2 separate regions of the Homo sapiens genome follow, and region 2 is linked to region 1. The links are chromatin contacts, found by Hi-C or POLR2A ChIA-PET in ENCODE. All regions are on one chromosome and are shown on one strand. The core of a region is the stretch at or near the end of the contact, and the rest is flanking DNA. Distances in the headings are between cores, read along the strand shown. Region 1 overlaps LOC105379117 (a long non-coding RNA gene). Region 2 overlaps MAN2A1 (mannosidase alpha class 2A member 1).

The links. Hi-C counts contacts between places; a loop is a spot of excess contacts on that map. ChIA-PET counts read pairs that join two places held with the same protein, here RNA polymerase II (POLR2A). Pooled maps may share reads with other maps.
Region 2: a map of endothelial cell of umbilical vein shows a loop between it and region 1 (3-fold over the local background). The contact joins two enhancer-like sites. A Hi-C loop is called at or near these places in 2 of 168 maps with a recorded cell type or tissue (IMR-90 and endothelial cell of umbilical vein), 1 of 37 single-sample maps with no recorded cell type and 2 of 50 pooled maps. POLR2A ChIA-PET finds 5 or more read pairs at or near these places in 1 of 52 experiments (activated CD4-positive, alpha-beta T cell).

The regions. Positions count from the first base shown.
Region 1 is chr5:109,483,131-109,487,567 of GRCh38, reverse strand. All of the region lies in intron 4 of LOC105379117 (a long non-coding RNA gene), which reads right to left. Among named protein-coding and RNA genes, the nearest start is that of PJA2, 75 kb to the right of the region's middle. Within about 2 kb of position 2,412, at least 4 of the 41 ENCODE cell types and tissues checked have a DNase peak (open chromatin) inside an H3K27ac peak, as active enhancers do.
Region 2 is chr5:109,847,164-109,852,008 of GRCh38, reverse strand. MAN2A1 (mannosidase alpha class 2A member 1) reads right to left here. Exons shown (of 22, transcript NM_002372.4): 19 at 4,219-4,352. Among named protein-coding and RNA genes, the nearest start is that of LINC01848, 34 kb to the left of the region's middle. Within about 2 kb of position 2,353, at least 2 of the 41 ENCODE cell types and tissues checked have a DNase peak (open chromatin) inside an H3K27ac peak, as active enhancers do.

The sequences.
Region 1 (4,437 bases), core at 1,163-3,662:
GAATGCACCAATCAGCACTCTGTGTCTAGCTCAAGGTTTGTAAATGCACCAATCAGCACCCTGTGTCTAGTTCAGGGTTTGTGAATGCACCAATCAGTGCTCTGTGTCTAGCTAATCTAGTGGGGACTTGGAGAACTTTTGTGTCTAGCTCAGGGATTGTAAACGCACCAATCAGCACCCTGTCAAAACAGACCAATCAGCTCTCTGTGAAATGGACCAATCAGCAGGATGTGAGTGAGGCCAGATAAGGGAATAAAAGCAGGCTGCCCCAGCCAGCAGTGGCAACCCTGTCAGGTCCCCCTCCATACTGTACAAGTTTTGTTATTTTGCTCTTTGCAAAAAATCTTGCTGCTGCTCAGTCTTTGGGTCCGCACTGCCTTTATGAGCTGTAACACTCACTGCGAAGGTCTGCAGCTTCACTCCTGAGCCAGCGAGACCACGAACCCACCAGAAGGAAGAAACTCCGAACACATCCGAACATCAGAAGGAACAAACTCCGGACACGCAGCCTTTAAGAACTGTAACACTCACCACGAGGTCCACGGCTTCATTCTTAAAGTCAGTGAGACCAAGATCCCACCAATTCCGGACACATTAGCTAGTCAGGAGTCTGAGGCAGGAGAATTGCTTGAGGCAGGAGAATCGCTTGAACCCGGGAGGCAGAGGTTGCAATGAGCCAAGACTGTGCCACTGCACTCCAGCCTGGGTGACAGAGCGAGACCCATCTCAAAAATAAAAAATAAAAAAGTATGAATCGCTGATGCCACATGACTTTTAGTTTTGTAATCATGAATCTGAACCAACAGAAAACACACGCTCTTTACATTCTAGTAGAATATCTTGAGTAGATTCTTTGTTAAAAGAGATTTGTGAAGGGAAGTTAGGGCATGTGAGACCAGACGCCCTAGAGTATGACTCTGCTACGTGGCATTCCTTACTCCTCTCTGTCTTAGATGATTTCCCTGAGTGTACTCCCTGCGGGGACCCACAGTGTCCACCATTCTCCGTGGGATTAGTTACGCATCTCTGAGTAACAAATTTGCCCCAAACTCAGCACCTTAAGACAACAAACATTCATCACTTACCTGGCACCATGTGTAAGGTCCAGGAATCCAGGAGTCGCTTGGCTTTGTGGTCTGGCTCAGGGTTCCTCATGAGGTCTCTGCAAAGTCAAGCTGCTGGCAAGGACTGCAGGATCGGTTTCCAAGTTCACTGGTGTGGCTGTTGGCTGGAGTCTTCAGTTCCTCACCATGTGGGCCCCTTCACCGGATAGCTCATATATGCAAGCTAACTTTCCCCAGCACAAGTGATCCAAGAAAGTGAGAGACTGAGGCAAAAGCCACAGTGTAATCCATAACATGATCTCGGAGTGACATACCATTATTTCTGCCATATTCCGTGAGTCACACAGACCAACCCTGGTAGAATGTGAAAGCTGCTACACACGGGTGTGAGTAGGAGGAGGCCAGGCATATTGAGGCTGGCTCCCACACCACCTTGGTGGTTAACTATTCTTCTACCTGGGCCACATCTGGACATTTTTAGTCTATTGATAACTATGCTCCAGTTTATGTCTATTTTTCTGTTCCTTCCAGACTAAGCTATTATTAAACTACTGTCTGATGCTGAAGTTTTCCTTTCTCAAAGTAAAAACCAAAACATTTACCCTATTACATATAACATGAGGACCTGAAGGCCTTTCATCTGGTGTTTCTTCAAGTAAACCTGAATATGTTGATTGAAGTGCATTCGCTTCTAGAACTCAAGGATCACAGGGCTGGAGATGACTATACAGCATGCAGCATGTCATACTGGTTTTGAGAAGTTAAAAATACTTATGATGATCTTCAGTAGATGATGCTCCAGAGAAATGCTTGCCTTGACTTTTTCTTTCCTCTGGGTCTTTGCTCAGGTGTCTCTATTCTTTCAGAATTAGCTTTCGATCCCTTTCCCCCCATGGATACATATCTTTTTACATGGCCTAACTTCAGTGACACCTTCTTCAGGAAGCCTCCCTTGATCTATTATCCATCCCTTCTCTGAGCTGCATTTACATTTTGTCTGCACTATTCTCTTTCCATCACTTACCCTTTACAGGGTAAAAGGCACCAGCCGCTGCTCATATGGTAGAACTGTGTCTAGGCTCATTTCACCAAGGTAAAGGGGTAGTATTGGAAGCCAGTCTGTTTGGCGAGGCATGGTGAAAAACCTCACAGGTGAAGAGCTTCCCAAACCATTTTTTTTCACGTGAATTTTGCCGCAGTCATAGAAAAGTTCATCCCTAGGATCCTAGGATAATGGGTTTCCCTTCCTGGAACCAGTAAATATTTACTTTCCCGCAGTTCCTGACTGCCAGTGCGACAGCATGATCTTTCAAAGCCGCTTGCTCAGTGGCCTCGTGGACGCCATCCAAACTTGGCTTTGAGCCAGGCAGAGCTTAGCATGTTCCTGGAGGCAATGGGGGGTAGTACTGATCCTAGTTTCTGCAGCCTGACCCCAGGTTCCTCAGCCTTTACTTGCTCAGTGCTTCTCAAGGACTGAAACCCTGAACCTGTCTGCTTCTGTGTATAGGGTATTCTTATCTCTCTTTTTATTATAGAAACAATGTAGCCACTTTCAAACACTTAAAAAAAATAGTGGGAGAAAACAAAACTCCAACAGTTCCATTACCCGACTGCACAAGGGGCAGAGCCTGGGAGTTCTAATCCTGTGTTCTACGTGTTTAGCAAATAAGTTCAAGTTCACTAACTTATTTTGCTTGCCCCATTAAAACCCTTCCTCGTGTGCTCATGCACCTGTCCAACCACACCCACACACACTCCTTTTTTTTTTTTTTTTTTTTTTTTTTTGCTTTTATGGACTGTTTGCTGATTCTGTTAGTTTCTGGGACACAAAAGTGAGTGGCACATGACATGTGTTCCCTTCCAATTCTTTCTCCATATGTAAAGGAAGTTGTCACATAATTGTGTCACGGTGTGCATACAGTTTTCTACTCTTCTTCTGGCAGTTAACATAAAATCATAAGCAACTTTTCAATGTTGCTGCAGAATCTTCATAAATCAGTGTAGGAATTTTTGGTTTTTAACCAAAAGGTCTCACCTGTGTCGTTTAGTTGCTGAATTACCTTGGACAACGAATTAACCTCTCTGGGAATCACTTTATCTCTAAAAGGGTGTTGACAATATCTGCCTTGTGCTGTTGGGAGTAATAAATGAGGTGCAGGATGCAAAGTCTTAATGATGGCATACACTAAATGTCCAATCAATTCTAGCTAAAAATAATAACCTTCTTAAAATATGTTTATGATTGCACTGTATTCCATCAAGTGGAAAATAAAAGTTATTTTTGAGATTATAACCACTCTGACACATGAGGAAATGTTTATTATGCACCCACAAACTCTTTAAATTCCAATTTTAGCCACTTGAGTTTGATGCCCACCTACTGTCCCTGAGTGTAGTGACCTCTCTCTCTAGTCACAGTCCTTTCATGTGGGAATGTATTTCAGTTTATTCCAGCTCTGTCCTTTCCTTCCTTCATCCTGCATACACATTTCTCTCCAATAGAGCTAATAAAAAATATTTGCCTGCTGCATTAATGTTCACATTGAGGCTATTCATAGGAAGATTCCTAAATTTTTTGTATGACAGTCAACATTGCGTGCAGTTTGGAAGCAGAATTTCAGAATGTTTATGTATCATCCCAATAAATGGTTAAGAACTTAGTGAATGAATGGAAGTCCTTGCAAAGATAAGACATGTGTTAATGAGGAAGTTGTTAACTTCACAGGCTCTGTTTGAAGGCTCAGATTATTTGTGAAACCAAAGAAGCAGGAAGAATGAATTCTGCTGATTACTGCAGAGGGAGGGGAAGAGCTTTGGCTAGAAAGCTCTGGGTTTTATTTTTATAACGAAATCTCTGTAAATAAATAAATAGCACTAATTTACATTAAATTATCTTGTCAATATCTATAAATATGGTACATTCTGGTGATAACTAAACAATAAGCAGTGAAATTTTACTAGGGTTGGGTTCTATTTTGTTTTGAGGAGGGAGGAAGTGTTGCTATTGGAATGACAGGCTGAGTAGAGTTCTTCTACAGAATCCACTTTTGCAAATTTGAGCAGAAATAGAACTGATGAAATGATATTAGATAGCTCACAGAATATCTGGTAGGGCCAGAGGATCAGATGACAAATTTGAGCATCCAGGAGCCATGATAACCACCCCTTCTCTAGCAGAAACACCACAGATGCTGGCACTTGGCACTGATCCTCAGGACTGAGTTCCAGAAGTACCGCCACCCCAAGCCCCAGAACTGAATCCCTACAGCAGACCTGCCAAAAGACCAATTTTCCCAGTTGCCTCTGCCTCCAACCAAGAAATTTTCCTGTAGGGGATCAGTCAGGGTGGTGGGAGAAGTTGTACAGATAAAGT
Region 2 (4,845 bases), core at 1,104-3,603, 360 kb before region 1:
AACAATCAGCTGGAGCTGAGTTGTGGGTCTTGGTGGGATATGTCCTCAAGTTTACTGTAGATCTTCTGGTCACCTAAGTATTTACCCTTAAACCTGGTTGATCTCCCTTATGCTGTCACTTTTCTAAACCATATAAGTATTTAATATTTTAATCTGATCTCTCCCAATTTCTTCTCCTTATATTTAAAGGTACAACAACACAATTTTAACACTTGAACACTTACAGGGTTCCTAGCTCAGTGCCTCATTAACCAACCAGTAGCAGGAAAGGGGTAAGGATAAACCGTCAAAGAAACAAATCCTAAAGCCGTCAATGCCTGTTTTTAGTCCATTTTCTGCTGCCATAACAGAATACCACAGACTGGATAATTTATCTATAAAAGAAGTTTATTCAGCTCACAGTTCTGGAGGCTGGGAATTCCAAGAGCATGGCACTGGCATCTGGTGAGGGCCTTCTTGCTGCATTATCACATGGTGAAAAGGCAAGAGAGTGCAAGAGAGCTCATTTTTATAACAAAGCCACTCCTGCAATAACTAACCCATTCCGATGATAATGGCATTAATTCATTCATGAGGCAGATCCCCCATGACCCAAAAGCCTCCCAAAGGTCCCACTCCCAACATTACCACAATGGTAGCCAAGTTTTCAACACATGAACTTTTGGGGGACACATTCAAACCCTGGCAATGCCAAAGAGATGAATCCTATTTTCCATTTCTATTGGCTTTGAGGATGATTAGCATAAATGATGGTCAACCTCGTGCAGCCACAGTCCTCACTGGACACCTGCACATATTACACAGTGGATATCATCCAAGTCCTTGTTTTTACTGACTCTCTGCAGAATTCTCTGAGGACAGGACTTACTTCCACTTAGTCAGCTCGGGATTATTTCCATGAGGCTCTGTCATGCTCAGGGCTTCCCATTAAAATCTCTTCCTATTCAGGGAGTATCCCCCTACTTCACTTCCCTCCATCATTATTTTAGATATTTGAGTCTGAGTTGAAATTAAGAACTCTTTCTAGAAAATTCAAGTTACATGGTATTAACTTTCATCAATTAAGTGTCTTTTTAATTATTTTCACTAGACATTAAAATGTATTTTCTCTTCTCTAGTTCATTTCTTATTTAAAAGAAACCATTAATTGAAGACCCAGAATCTATACTTGAGTAAAAGAAAAATTTAATCAACATAAAAACATTAAATTAAATTTAAATCAATTACTATCCAAGGAGTTCTGAATGGGAATAAACAAATTATTTCACTTCTAAGTCAAAGCTTTATAGATTTGATGTGAAAATTTTTATTATTGCAGTTAACAGAAGTTTTATAGATTAGTGTCAATATAAAGTCATATAAGCGAGAAACTTTTTCAGGAGGAGCAAAAGACAGTAGCTGTCAGCACTCAGACAATGATTTTCCTATGCAGATTTAGTCCTTAAAACTAAGCTATCTTGTCAGTGATTGATTTAAAATATGAGTCTCAAGAATGGTATGGCTCTTGACATCTAAAGTGGATACTAATTCTTTTTTCTAAAATATTCTAAATACTGGAAGAATTTTTGCTTTAATTAGCTGTTGCTATTTCATTCAATCAACTAGTATTTTGTTTAAAGAATGTCTACCAAATATAAGGACAAATGAAAATGAAGGCAACAAGTCCCTGGAATCTAGTAGGAGGAATGCAACATGCATATGAAGACAAGGTAATAGGCAGAAATTGCAATAAATACAGTGGCAAAATGTACTCTAACAGCTCATTCATCTATGCATTTCGATATTCATTCATATGACATATATTAGGCATGTCCTCTGCCAGGAACAATCCTAGAAGCAAAGAAAGGCACATTCCCCACTCTCATGGAGTTTATGGTCCAAAGGAGGGGAGAAGACAGGATCAAATAATCGCACACTTGCAGGAAGGTGAGATGCACAGTTTGGAGGCAGCATAGGGGAAGGGCTTTTAACCTGGTCCAGAAGCAGCTGATGAAGTAAGCACTAACCGGAACTATCACCAAGAGTCTCTAAGGCAGAGGATAACAGGCCATGTGCAAAAGTGCGGTGGGGAGGAGGGGATGGAAAGTACTTGGGACTTAAAGGAAACCAGTGGGCCTAAAGCAGACACAGTAAAAGGCATGCCAATGCCAATGCCTAGGGGACATGCAGGGCCCATATCATGAGGGGCTCTGGAGGCCGTGGTAAGAAATTTTGACTTTTATACTGATAGCAATGAGAAGATATCAGAGGGTTCAACAGGAAGCAATAAAGTTAGATGTGGCTTTGAAAAAAAACAAAAAAAAAAACCATTCTGCCTTCTGGGTTAAGAACAGACATACGGCAGAAAGAGAACAGGGTGGATGTGTATAGGCTAGACCCAGGAAATACAGGAAGTCACTTTAGATTAGGGTGGTGGAAGTAAAGAAGATTATAAATTTGAAATATTCAGGCAATGAGATAGATAGGTGATGGCAATTACTCTGTGAGAAAAGGCTGATGGGGAGAAGTGTCTATCAGGCAGAACTCATGTCTGTCTTGGAGTTGTATGGATGGCGGTGGCTGTTGACTGGGGGGAACACTGAAAATGGGCCAGGTTTGGGAGAGAAGAGAGATTATGAGTGTTTTGGATATGTCAAACTTGAGGTGTCCTTCTAAACAGAGAATATCAGGAAGCAATTAGATAGATAAATCAGGAGGTCAGACACAAGCCTAAGTTGGAGATATGTATTAGTGGCTTCTACCTGTGTGGAAGATGCAAACAAAACCAGAGGAGTAGAAGAGATTGCCAAGGGATAGCATAAAAAATAAGAAAAGGAGAAGGCCAGGGGACATGCTTTGAGAGCTCTAAGATTTAATGGCTGAGTAGAGAACTATTAGAGAGATAAAGAACTGCCAGACAGGTAGGAGGAAAACCAAACTGCATAGCTCCATAGAAGCCCTGGCAAGGCAGTATTTTAGAGAGTGACAATGGCCAGTGCCAAATACTGCTGAAAGGTGAAGTAAGATGACGAAAGTCAATATGCACTGGATCTACTGACATCGGAAAGAGCTCTTTCAGAATATGATGGAGGCTAAAGCCAGACTGAAACAAATGGATTGTGAGAAGGAAGTGATGAAATAAACTCATCTCATAAACTCTGACTCAATTGGGTAGGAGAGAAGAGGATAGCAGCTTACAGGAAATGGAAATAAGAGTCTGAAGGAAGGCTGTATTCCATTTCTACTTTTAATAGAAGAAAACAGAGTGTTCAAAAGCTAACAGAAAGAATCTCCCAGGAAGTGTTGGATATGAGGAGCAAGGGAGAAAGAGAGAGGGAGAGAATGAACAGTAAAAGGATGCTGAGGTGGGTGAAGAGAGTAAGTTCCAAGGACAAGTGGTGGGACCTGCCTAGGATGATGGACTGTAAAGTGTCTTTTAAATGTAACAGGAGGAGAGATGGGAAGGGTGGGAGTAGATGTTAGATAACTGGAACAGAGAGCCCTGTCTAATGGCTGTTCTCTCTATAAAGTGAAAGGTACGATCACTGGCTGAAAAGAGCAGAAAGGACTTGCAATGGTCAGGTGCAGAAAGGAGAATAGAGCAAAAAGAAAAAGCCCATGCTCAGGGCTATCCAAGGTGGGTGGATCAATAACTTACGGAGAACTCTGAAGATAACTTTGCCTGAACAAGCATATCGTCAGGTCATTCAGGTCCAGCTGGGCTTTTGCCAGACCATTCAACACAGAGTACTAGATTTTTGCTTTGAGGAGTAAACCTCATAGAAAACCTACATATAAATACATTTTCAACTGAAGAGTCTAAGACTAGAATAAGTACACTAAGATTTCAAATAAATTTTACTAAGATTTCAAATAAAGTTTACCAAATTTAATCTCCTAAGTATATGACTAAGTTCTATTCTTTAACTTTTATTTAGCTCAATTTTTCAATTCTTATGTCTTTCAAAATAATTTCAGGAATATTTACCCAAAGTGATTTCCTGTCATTATTTTTTATCTACATAATAAGCAAACATAAAAAATAAAAAGACCTAAGTGCAAATCTTACACGATATTTATAACTGAAGTTCTCTTTCTGTGAATGTGGGCCACATCTACTATAAAGAAATCTCAATATTGGAAATGATTTTTAAAATTTTAAAAGTGGAAAGTCATAATTTCAAGTTTTGGGTGACAAAGAACAATCAATATCAGATCATGCTAGTTATTTTTTCATACCGTATTAACAGCACTTCTTTTTTCTAGTAGTATTCGAAATAGATTAGCTGTAATCTTGTTATCCTGGATACCTTGCTCAAGGCCACGATTATCATCTTGCATGAGTCTTCGATCCATGATAACTTCAATCTGACCTAACACACAAACAAACAAACAAGCAAAACTGACCAGAATAATTTAATACTGACATTCATTGAGCATCACTTAAGTAGCAGTCATGATGTATTGCTCTAAATTTCCTCTCTAGTCAAGGAGGTGGATTTATACAACCCACTACACCATGGGCTTTCTCTTGATAGTAGCTCAAAGTAGCTACTACAAATTCATAAAACAGGATAGTATTTCTGTGTTTCTTTAGTAATGTTTCACAATATCTGATAAGAAATTTAAAAGTGAGACAGGACAGATCAAAATTTAAATGAAACTTTTTTTCCAAAACATTAACCTAAAGAGTAAATTAAGTTCTCCGAAACTTTTAGTAGCACCATTTGGAATCAAAAATGCTTATGAGGTTTATTAGGAAATGTACATCACATTTCCAGGAAGTGAGATAATGCTGCTTTGTTAACCACGGCTTGAGTCTTACTGTCTAGTCCTCTATTTAGGGCACAGCTTTGAGAATTTAAG